Linked DNA regions of Homo sapiens: regions 1 and 3 are each linked to region 2. Evidence: chromatin contacts called from ENCODE Hi-C or POLR2A ChIA-PET data. All regions are on one chromosome and are shown on one strand. Each heading gives the region's core, a stretch centred on a gene start or an enhancer-like site at or near the end of the contact. The rest is flanking DNA. Distances are from core to core; before and after follow the strand shown. Region 1 has its middle 12 kb from the start of HASPIN. Region 2 overlaps SMG6 (SMG6 nonsense mediated mRNA decay factor). Region 3 holds the start of ABR-AS1 (ABR antisense RNA 1).

Region 1 (4,208 bases), core at 204-2,703, 1.5 Mb after region 2:
CCAGCACTTTGGGAGGCTGAGGTGGGTGGATCACGAGGTCAGGAGTTCGAGACCAGCCTAACATGGTGAAACCCCGTCTCTACTAAAAATGCAAAAATTAGCTGGGCATGGTGGCGGGTGCCTGTAGTTCCAGCTACTCGGGGGGCTGAGGCAGGAGAATCGCTTGAACCCAGGAGGCGGAGTTTGCAGTAAGCCGAGATCATGCTACTGCACCCCAGCCTGGGCGAAAGAGCGAGACTCTGTCTCAAAAAACAAACAAAGAAAAACAAAACAAAACAAACAAAAATTAATAAAATGAAAGTTTCCCTTGATTCCATATACTGAATCTGTTCCTAGTTCAAGTAATGGTAAAATTCTGGTGCCATTATAATATAATTATGACTAGAAGACCCAGAAAATCTTAACCAAATACCCCTCCTTGTAAATGTATTAGAGATGTGCACAGAATAATGCAGTAGTGCAGATTATTTAAGACTGCAGGAGGCCGGGCGTGGCGGCTCACGCCTGGAATCCCAGCACTTTGGGAAGCCGAGGTGAGCGGATCACTTGAAGTCGGGAGTTCAAGACCAGCCTGGTCAACATGGTGAAACCCAGTCTCTACTAAAAATACAAAAATTAGTTTGGTGTGGTGGCATGCACCTGCAGTCCCAGCTACTCAGGAAGCTGAGGCATGAGAATCGATTGAACCTGGGAGGCGGAGGTTGCAGTGAGCCGAGATCATGCTACTGCACTCCAGCCTGGGAGAAAGAGCAAGACTCTATCTCAAATAAATAAATAAATAAATAAATTAATAAAATGAAAGTTTCCCTTGATTCCATATACTGAATCTGTTCCTAGTTCAAGTAATGGTAAAATTCTGGTGCCATTATAATATAATTATGACTAGAAGACCCAGAAAATCTTAACCAAAAACCCCTCCTTGTAAATGTATTAGAGATGTGCACAGAATAATGCAGTAGTGCAGATTATTTAAGACAGCAGGAGGCCGGGCGTGGCAACTCACGCCTGGAATCCCAGCACTTTGGGAAGCCGAGGTGAGCGGATCACTTGAAGTCGGGAGTTCAAGACCAGCCTGGCCGACATGGTGAAACCCCATCTCTACTAAAAATACAAAAGTTAGTTGGGCGTGGCGGCATGCACCTGCAGTCCCAGCTAATTAGGAAGCTGAGGCATGAGAATCGATTGAACCCAGAAGGCGGAGGTTGCAATGAGCCGAGATCGCACCACTGCACTCCAGCATGAACGAGAGCGAGACCCTGTCTCAAAAAAACAAAACAAAACAAAAAAAACTGCTGTTCCCTCCAATAACTGCATCCAAAGTTCAGCGGGTCCCAGCTCAGTCCTTTTCTGGGTAGCAGAGTGGCCCTATGGCATGACTCACTGTTCTTGGATCTATGCAAGCTCTACCATTTCCTGTCCCAGGCAGAGGGTGAAAAGGAAATGAGAAAGGCCTAGCACCTAAAAGGCAGCTTGTAGAAGAAAGACCGGCTGGGAAAGTACCCCATGTGCTTTCTGTTCTCCTTTGCCCTGGTACAGGATAGTGAGTGCAGATTCGAATAACCTGTTTCTCTCATGATACCATCTGAACTTTGGAGGGATGAAACCAATGAAACCAAGCAGGTGTGAAAACCTAAATTGGCCACGTTATTTAGACCTCATTCAATTACGAGAAAAGGTTACTCCACAGGGCTGAGCCCAGCACTCATTCTTTTTTTTTTTTTTTTTTTTTTTTTTTTTTGAGACGGAGTCTCGCTCTGTCACCCAGGCTGGAGTGCAGTGGCGCGATCTTGGCTCACTGCAAGCTCTGCCTCCCGGGTTCAAGCGATTCTCCTGCCTCAGCCTCCAGAGTAGCTGGGATTACAGGCACCCACCACCACGCCCAGCTAATTTTGTATTTTTAATGAAGATGGGGTTTCTCCATGTTGGTCAGGCTGCTCTCAAGCTCCCGACCTCAGGTGATCTGCCCACGTCGGCGCCTCCCGAAGTGCTGGGATTACAGGCGTGAGCCACTGCGCCCGGCCTCATTATTTATTTATTTATTTATTTTTTTGAGACAGGGTCTCGCTCTGTTGCCCAGGCTGGAGTGCAGTGGCACGATCTCGTCTCACTGCAAACTCTGCCTTCTGGGTTCAAGCGATTCTCATGCCTCAGCCTCCTGAGTAGCTGGGACTACAGGTGTATGCCACAGACCTTGGCCCAAGCCATAGCATATGAATTTGTAAAATCTAACCATGTCGCACTTAAAAGTGTCTTCCTCCTCATTAAGTAGTTCCTGATGTAGTTCCCCCGATTACAGCTGCCTTGCTCTAACGCCAATTGGATCAGCACGACTCAGTAAGTCAATAACAAACAGGCTTCCCAGTGACGATGGAAGTGGGGTCTTATTTGCAATTTTAAAAAGTATAAAAAGCAGGGGCTTTTATATAATATGAAAACTTGGACACAACTCCTGAGCACAACAGGAAAATAAGTAAGCAAACTTACCTGTGTGTTTTCCCTCAAAGGCAAATTCCACTGAAACAACCCAAGAGTTACAAGGAAGGGGAAAAGCCTGTGGCAGCATTGGAAAACAGAGAACAATATCATCAAGTGACCGATAGCACAGACGGATTTCTGAACGAAATGAAGATGATGGAATCAGATCAACAGGGAAGCAGATGGTGCCCAACAGCCTAGTGATGTAACACTGGCAAGGTACGGGGCTCCATGAGAGGTGAATGGGCTGCTCCAACCAAGCCCTAGAAACTACCCAAAGGCAGAGCAGCCGGGGCTGGGATAACAGGCAGGTGTGAGGCAGGCAGAGGAGGGCCAGAAAAGCCCTCCCATTACAACCAGGTACACGGTTTACTTCTCAGAGCTCTCCACGTCCTAGTCAAAGAAGTAAGGGTAGCCAAAAGTAGAAATATCAGAAAGACTCCAAATTGCCATTATTTGCAAATAAAATTGTCTCCTTAGAAAAATCCCAAAGAATCAACTAAAGAGTGATTTAAAAACAGTTTGGCCGGGCCCGGATTTGGCTCATGCCTGTAATCCCAGCACTTTGTGAGCCTGAGGCGGGTGGATCACCTGAGGTCAGGAGTTCGAGACCAGCCTAACATGGTGAAACCCCATCTCTACTAAAAGTGCAAAAATTAGCTGGGCATGGTGGTGGGTCCCTGTAGTCCCAGCTACTCGGGAGGGTGAGGCAGGAGAATTGCTGGAACCCGGGAGGCGGAGGTTGCAGTGAGCAGAGATCACACCACTGCACTCCAGCGTGGGCGACAGAGTGAGACTCCGTCTCCAAAAAAACAAAACCACAGTTCAGTAAAATGGCCAGATAAGATAAACATTCAAAACCACCAACTGTTCTAAGTGCAAACTCTAAACAGTCGGGGGAAAAAACGGTATTTTCACACAGTAGCAACAAAAGCATAATAACAGGTCAGGCGCAGTGGCTCACGCCCCAACACTTTCAGAGGCTAAGGCAGGAGGATCACTTGAAGCCAGGAGTTTGAAATCAGCTTGGTCAACATAGCTAGATCCCATCTCTACAAAAGAAAAATTAAAAAATGAGCCGGGCATAGTGGCTTGCACCTGTAGTCCCAGCTACGCAGGAGGCTGAGGCAGAGGACGGCTTGAACCCAAAAGTTCAAGGCTGCAGCAACCTATGACTGCATCACTGCCCTCCAGCCTGGGCAACACAGTGAGACCCCCCCAAAATAAATAAACAAATAAAAATGCAGCTGGAAGTAAGTCTTTATAAATTAAGACCCCTTTGAAGAAAATTATAAAACCTTGCTGCAGAGTGTTTTTAAAAATCTCAGCATTGCCAGGCGCGGTGGCTCATGCCTGTAATCCCAGCACTTTGGGAGGCTGAGGCAGGTGGATCACCTGAAGTCAGGAGTTTGAGACCAGCCTGACCAACATGGAGAAACCCCATCTCTACTAAAAATACAAAATTAGCTGGGCGTGGTGGCGCATGCCTGTAATCCCAGTTACTCAGGAGGCTGAGGCAGGAGAATCGCTTGAACCCGGGAGGCGGAGGTTGCGGTGAGCCAAGATCACACCATTGCACACCAGTCTGGGCAGTAAGAGCAAAACTCTGTCTCAAAAAAAAAAAATAAAGTAAAATAAAAATTAAAAAATAAATCGCAGCAAGCGGAGTAGAAAGGAAATCTATAAAGATATCAATGCTCCCAAACTTAACCTGTATGTTTAAATTAAAACCC
Region 2 (3,604 bases), core at 725-3,224:
CCTGGCCAACACGGTGAAGGACCATCTCTACTAAAATCACAAAAAAATTAGCTGGGTGTTATGGCACATGCCTGTAATCCCAGCTACTGGGGAGACTGAGGCAGGAGAATCATTTGAACTGGGAAATGGAGGTTGCAGTGAGCCAAGACTGCACCACTGCACTCCAGGCTAGGCGACAGAGTAAGACTCTGTCTCAAAAAAAAAAAAAAAAAGGCAACCTCATTTGAACCTAGGAATTCAAGACCAGCCTGGGCAACATAGAGAGACCTTGTTTCTACGAAAAAATAATTAGCTGGGCGTGGTGGTGCAGCCTGTAGTCCCAGCTACTCTATGGGCTGAGTTGGGAGGATTGCTTGAGCCCAGGAGGTGAAGGGTGAAGTGAGCTGTGATCACGCCACTGCACTCCCAGCCTCAGTGACAGAGCAAGACGCCAGCTCAAAAAAAAAAAAAAGGAACTGGCGCGATGGCTCACACCTGCAATTCCAGCATGTTGGGGGGCCGAGGTCAGGAGTTCAAGACCAGCCTGGCCAACATGGTGAAACCCCATTTCTACTAAAAATACAAAAATGAGCACGGTGTGGTGGCATGTACCTGTAATCCCAGCTAGTTGGGAGGCTGAGGTAGGAGAATTGCTTCAACCCAGGAAGCGGAAGTTGCAGTGAGCAGAGATCACACCACTGCACTCCAGCCTGGGCGACAAAGCGAGACTCTATCTCAAAAACACACAAACAAAAGGCAACTTTTTCAGCAGAACCGAGACAGACACGGAGAATGTTTCTATAAAGACCAAAAGCAAAAGCCCCAAACAAAACCCACCAATGGTTTCAGCTTTCTTTCACCGAGAGACCACCAGGCCAAACCAACAGAGAAGTCTTGGAGATTAAGGTAAGTAAATACTTCCAGTCCAGACAATACCATGCAAGTTGGCAGAAGCATGTAACAACATGCACCCTCAAATAGTATCAGTAAGAAGAGATAAAAGATAAAATTGTAAAACTGAACAAGTTTATTCATGGTGATAAAGCAACAGGAGCCTGATGAATAAGGAAAGAGTCCTTCAAGGACGGGCACAGTAGCTCATGCCTGTAAGAGGATCACTTGGGCCCAGGAGTTTGACCAGCCTGGGCAACACAGTGAGACCTCATCTCTACAAAAAATAAACAAAATTAGCCAGCTATGGTGGCACACGCCTGTAGTCCCAGTTGGGAGGCTGAGGTGGGAGGATCACCTGAGCCCAGGAGGTTGAGGCTGCAGTGAGCCGAGATCGTGCCACTGCACTCCAGCCTGGGTGACAAAACGAGACCCTGTCTCCAAAAAAAAAAAAAAAAAAAAAGTTCAAGGAATATGTGTGCATTCGCACACTAATAAAGGGACTGTGCACAGTCCAGAAAAATATTTGAAAATATAACCTCTCTACCTACCTAACGCCATACAGGAAAACCCCTGAATCTCTCAGGAAAGGGAGGAGCACGAACTAATCTAAGAACCCAAAGGAGAACGAAGCTTCAGTTTAAGATAGATGTGGTCACAAAGACGGTTTCACAAACCACTCTGCTGTGGTTATTTGCCATAAAGCAAATAACCAGCACACAGGGAGCTTTGGCTACCTTGTGCGAGCTTCAGATTTAAGCAAGGCACCAAATAAGGGAAGGATTCTGGCGCATCAACTCCCAGGAAAAGTGTTTCAAGTTAAAAATGGTCATTCAGGTTTGGATGTGAACTTCTGTATCTGCTCTTTATCAACAGAGGCAACTCTACCTCCCTGGCAGCTAGCAGCAGAAAAAGAAGAAAACTGTTAGAATACAAATGGATTACACAAAGACAACAACATGGCCTGCTACAGCCTGGCATTCGCCTTGACACTAAAAACAAGGCTAGAAACACGCATTGCAGATCTTCTGGGATTCCACATCTGAGCTGAACCAAGCATGTCCAGGAGAAGGCAGGCCATGATGTCACTTTCCCCCCCCACAGCCAGATGCTTCAAGATGAAGGCTGTAAACCACAGCACTGTTGGTGAGAGACTCAGTTTCACTGTGACTGGAGGCAAGGCCTGCTTCCAGCTAGTTTTTTTGGTCAATCAAATCTTTTCTGTGCTGGTTCCCAGACCCAAACTCTGTAGTTCAAAAGTCAAAGCAAACACCTCAAATCTTTTATCTTTGATCCAATTCTTTATCTTCCAAATTCTCTCTTCGTCCTCTGTCTCTGAACAATGAAAATCAATCTTAACAAGGATCCACAAAGCAAGGAAAACATGGGCATTAACTTCTTCCTAATTTATTTAAAATGCTCTGTCACTGCTATCATTAAACGTATAGAAAAAAATTTGAGTTTAGAGTTAAAAGGGAAGAGGCCGGGCGCAGTGGCTCATGCCTGTAATCCCAGCACTTTGGGAGGCCGAGGTGGGTGGATCACCTGAGGTCAGGAGTTTGAGACCAGCCTGGCCAAAAATGGCAAAACCCTGTCTCTACTGAAAATACAAAAATTAGCTGGGTGTGATGGCGGGTGCCTGTAATCCCAGCTACTTGAGAGGCTGAGGCAGAAGAATCACTTGAACCCGGGAGGCGGAGGTTGCAGTGAGACGAGATCATGCCATTCCACTCCAGCCTGGGCAACAGGGCAAGACTCTATCTCAAAAATATATTTAAGAAAAAAGAAAAAAAAGTCGGGCGCGGTGGCTCACGCCTGTAATCCCAGCACTTTGGGAGGCCCAGGAGGGCAGATCACGAGGTCAGGAGATCGAGACCATCCTGGCTAACACAGTGAAACCCTTTCTCTACTAAAAATACAAAAAAAAAAAAAATTAGCCAGGTGTGGTGGCGAGCACCTGTAGTCCCAGCTACTCAGGAGGCTGAGGCAGGAGAATCACTTGAACCCGGGAGGCGGAGCTTGCAGTGAGCCAAGATCGCACCACTGCATTCTAGCCTGGGTGACAGAGCGAGACTCCGTCTCAAAAAAAAAAAAAGGGAAGAGAAGAATGACAGCGATACAAGTAAATAAACTGCTGGTTATACAAGTATGCTTACATTGTCACAATTTATCACCTGTATGGCTCTGTTATGTGCACTTTTCTGTGTATATATATTTTTGGAAGATTTCTTTTAACTCTGCAATAATTTTTTAAATTGCCACAACTTTTTCTACTAGTCCACAAAAAGCCTTTGTTTCACAGCCAATAAATACCCTTTGCCCCATATGTCCTAATCCCCACCATTATTCTAACTCTGAGGTGGTAGACATGCAGATGACTGGTGCTATAATAAACAACTTTCTGCTACCCCTCGGTGGACAAAGCTGTGCAGATGTGTTGATGGTGTATGCTATATCCCCAGTGTACGGATGTAAAGACAAGGAAAGAGATTAAAAAATCTGTTCATGCAAACAAAAAGAAATTTAGGAATGCAACCCATAAGATCTCACTCCTGGTCTGCAGTGACCACAAGTGACAGCTTCCTAGGAGCACGAAGGGCACTATTAGTGCCTTATTCAACCTTTTGACATATGTCACTTGCAAGTATTTCAAAAGCCATAGAGTTTTATAGATCTGTCCAGAAGTCTAAAGGAAAACCTGCCAAAGACATTCCTCAGAAGAGAATGTCAAATG
Region 3 (3,719 bases), core at 112-2,611, 1.1 Mb before region 2:
TGCCGTGGGGGGCCCGGGAGCCCACAGGGGTGACATCACCTCCCGCCCGGGATCTCCAAGCGCGGCTTCGCGGGCGGGAGCGGCGGCCGGGCCCCTCCCCAGCCAGACCCGCTGCGGGACCCACGGGGTGAACGTCCTGCGCGCCGCGGGACGCGCCTCTCTCCTCCCGAACCTTCCCCCGCTCGTCCCTTTCCACACCCCTGACCTCTGAGCGCGGCCGTTCCCGCCACACATGGAGGGGGGCGGGTGGAGACCCGGGAGGACCGAAGTCACGGGGGCTGTGGGGCCAGGACAGTCCCACATGTGCCCCTCCTGGGCGGAGGACAAACTGGAGCCAGGAGAAGCCCCAAGGGCTCCACGCGTTCCCCTCCAGGACCCCTCCTGGGGACCCCGAGCCGCGGCCTGGAAAGCCCATCGTGTTTGCATCATCACCTAGAAATGGTGGGAAGTCGGGTCAAGAGGCCTGAGAAATGACCGTTTAGAGACGAAATTCCCTCTAAGGAAGACCCCCTCGCCCAAGGGCAGTGAAGAGATTGGGGGCCCCATGCCTGTCTCCTGTGGGCTGATTCTGTGGGAGCCATGGCAGCTTCCCCACAGACCTCTTTGGGCCAAGCGACCCTGGAGCAGGGAAGGACAGGAGGGGAGTCAGGCCAGGGGGGTCCAGGGCAGTGGGGCTGAAGCCCCTTCCTGAACCCAGGGAAAGGGAAGCAGTGGGGCCCACCCAGGGGGCCCGGTACCCCAGATAGTGACATTTCAGATACCGGAGCTGTCTCCACCCCACCCCATCCCCAGGCAGCTTAAGGGGAAAACTTCTGGGAGCCCAGCCCTACAGAGGCCTACCAGGAAGGTTAAGTCAGCCTGGCCTTTGCCGGGGGCAGTGTGGTCGGCACCCGCAGAACGCTGGAGGGGTGTGGGGGTCGGTCCTCATCACTCCAAACAGACACACACACATCTAGTTCTTAAGGGGAGAAGCAGCTCCTCCCCCAGGATGCTGAGAGGAAGCCCCATAAGCTGCTTGGGCAGAGGCCTCTGCAGCTGCCCCAGGGGAGATGGGGGTCACCCACTCATCACAGGCTGGGGAGCCCCTGGGAGACGCACAGGATGATGCTCTGGGTGGGGAAGCCTCTACAGGTGGCTGCAGCAGAAGTGGTTTTCAATATTATTAGCCCGTCCCTGCGTCCCCAGGGCTCCCTCCGCCCCAATCCTCCTGGCTCAGGCACCAGCGCTGTCTCTTGCCGCCCCTCCCTGCAGCTGTCACCCTCCCACCGTCCCTGACTAGCACACAGGATTGGGAGGGCCAAGCAGGCACCTGGAGCTTGGCAGGGAGGGGGCGTGCATCTCCAATGAGACGCTCCAGAAATAGAGCTTCGGCATGGGAAGGGAACGAGCAGGCTCTCGGAGGACCGCGAGGCCGGAGGAGCCATGAGGGGCCAAGGGCATCTCTTCTTCCCACCTGGAACTCTCGGAAGACAGCCCAGGGGAAAGGTGGAAACGGGCGTGAGCTGCCGCCACCAGGAGCCACCAGCCCAGGAGGCAGCAGCACCGTCCCCTCCTCAAAACAACAACAAGCAAGAACGCTCGGGCCCTCTCCCCACACTGTGGGGTTTTCCTGATGGCCACATCCGGCGCTGACTGTGAGGGAGCTATGGATGTATGCTTCTGCGTGAGTCACATACATTTGCGTACATTTTACATTTTTATCTACAAAGGCTTGAACAAGCTATTTTCAGCATCCTCCAAGCTAAAATGTGGCAGTTGCTTTCCTTCGCGTTGCCATAGTTTGCTTTTTTCTGTCTACATTCTGTCCAATCCTGGCACTCTCGGACCCTCCACTCCACAACACGATAGAGGGTAGAGGGAGAGACAAATCTTGAGGGCTCTACAGAGGAAACTTCTGATAACGAACACAGAACACCGACTGTGTGCCCGGCTTAGCGTTTCGTTCACTAGCGTGATCTCACCGTGAATGTCACTGTTATCTCTGTTTTCTCCATTTTCCAGGTCAGAAAACCGAGGCCCTGAGCAGCTGAGTAACCCACTCAGAGGGTAAGTGAGGGCTGGGACTTGAACCCTGGCACTCTGTTCATGCTCTTTTTCTGTTTGTTTGTTTGTTTGTTTTTGAGACAGAGTCTCGCTCTGTCGCCCAGGCTGGAGTGCAGTGGCACAATCTCGGCTCACTGCAAGCTCCGCCTCCCGGGTTCACGCCATTCTCTTGCCTCAGCCTCCCGAGTAGCTGGGACTACAGGCACGTGCCACCACGCCTGGCTAATTTTTGTATTTTTAGTAGAGACGGGGTTTCACCTTGTTAGCCAGGATGATCTTGATCTCCTGACCTCGTGATCCGCCCGCCTCGGCCTCCCAAAGTGCTGGGATTACAGGCGTGAGCCACCGCGCCCGGCCTGTTCATGCTCTTAAACACCACGCATACTGCCTCCACGGCCAGCTAACTGGTGATCACCGGGTGCTGAAGGTCCTGAGAAATCTCTGCGGGTCCATGGGGTTAGAGACCACCCTCTGGGAAACCCTGTCAACCCTCTTCCATCTCCAGACGTCTGTCTCAGACAACGTGTCTCAGGAAAGGGCAGTCACTTCGAGATTCCCTTGATGCCTTTGTTGGATGGCTTCCAGTAGATGTTAACACCACGGCCAGATGCTAACCTTGGCCACAGAGACAAGTGTGTGAGCCTTTGAGCACCACAGTGATTTGGGTGGGAACAGAAACCTCCGCATCCCTGGCACTGAGGAGTTGGGGAGATCCAACGTCACGCGCTGGGAAGGAAGGAGTTAAAGAGTCCTTCTCCTCCGGGCTTTGCCAAAGGTGATGCTACCCTGAAGTGCTCTAACCCCAGCGATCAACCCCAATCTGTCAGAGGAGCGGGGAGCTGTGGCAGACAGACCTTCCTGATTCAGCTAAATGTGGACCGGGTGGGGACCAGCCAGTGCTCCCCAAGGCACTGAACCCCCATCTATCACGCTGCCTCCTCCAGGCCCCTTCTAAGCATTCCCCAGACAGTCCCTGGGGCCAGTGCTCTCCACCCTCCCAGCCCTCCCTCCAGCCTGTGCACTCAGACTGTCTGCGGCTCTCCAACCCCAGGGTGACCTGCCTGCTCCTGCCTCATCACTGGACTTAAAGGGGATTTCATGGTTGGGTGCACCGCCAGGAGCACTGGGTTAATGACGAGGGGCTGAGTGGGAAGAAGGTACATCCCATTTTCAAGGCTATTTGCCCTGCTCCTAATTCCCAAGCACGTGCTACTCACGGCCTCTCCAACGACCAACTCTTGCTTCTACCAATCAAGGTAGAAGCCTTGGTTCTTGGCCAGGACAGAAAAAAGGGGACGGGCCCTAGAACCAAAACTGGGTATCTCCACATTTCCTCCCTTCTCATGTTAGCAGCTCAGCTCCACTGCACACGACAGGAAGGCCCCAGGAGTCTCTGCTTCCTTGATCACCCAGAGGTCACCGCTGATGACAAAAATATGTTCCCATGCGGGGGCCAGGCAGGGAGCCCCGGTGCGTGCAGAGGCTGAATACACAGTGGGTGGGAGGGAGTGGGGCCCTCTACATTCAAATGAAAAACCAAAACCAAAAATAGACTGTGATGACCAAAAAACCGAGAGTTTGCACCCTCACTGGCCCATCAGGTCCTTAAAAGCTGGGACTGGCCAGGCGCGGTGGCTCATGCCTGTAATCCCAGCACTTTGGGAGGCCGAGATGGG

What was found. Hi-C counts contacts between places; a loop is a spot of excess contacts on that map. ChIA-PET counts read pairs that join two places held with the same protein, here RNA polymerase II (POLR2A). Pooled maps may share reads with other maps.
Region 1: a map with no recorded cell type shows a loop between it and region 2 (9-fold over the local background). The contact joins two enhancer-like sites. A Hi-C loop is called at or near these places in 1 of 37 single-sample maps with no recorded cell type and 3 of 50 pooled maps. POLR2A ChIA-PET finds 5 or more read pairs at or near these places in 1 of 52 experiments (MCF 10A).
Region 3: a loop to region 2 is called in a pooled map, with 3 times the contacts of the local background. The contact joins the promoter of ABR-AS1 here to the enhancer-like site in region 2. A Hi-C loop is called at or near these places in 1 of 168 maps with a recorded cell type or tissue (heart right ventricle), 2 of 37 single-sample maps with no recorded cell type and 2 of 50 pooled maps.

What each region holds. Positions count from the first base shown.
Region 1 is chr17:3,709,663-3,713,870 of GRCh38, forward strand. It overlaps a transcript of P2RX5 not described here. Among named protein-coding and RNA genes, the nearest start is that of HASPIN, 12 kb to the right of the region's middle. RefSeq lists a silencer at 1,160-1,360. Within about 2 kb of position 1,454, at least 10 of the 41 ENCODE cell types and tissues checked have a DNase peak (open chromatin) inside an H3K27ac peak, as active enhancers do.
Region 2 is chr17:2,258,362-2,261,965 of GRCh38, forward strand. All of the region lies in intron 8 of SMG6 (SMG6 nonsense mediated mRNA decay factor), which reads right to left. Among named protein-coding and RNA genes, the nearest start is that of SMG6, 44 kb to the right of the region's middle. RefSeq lists enhancers at 875-1,074, 1,355-1,484. Within about 2 kb of position 1,975, at least 8 of the 41 ENCODE cell types and tissues checked have a DNase peak (open chromatin) inside an H3K27ac peak, as active enhancers do.
Region 3 is chr17:1,180,266-1,183,984 of GRCh38, forward strand. ABR-AS1 (ABR antisense RNA 1) reads left to right here and starts at 1,362. Exons shown (of 3, transcript NR_187271.1): 1 at 1,362-1,663; 2 at 2,002-2,046. It also overlaps a transcript of ABR not described here. RefSeq lists an enhancer at 1-523.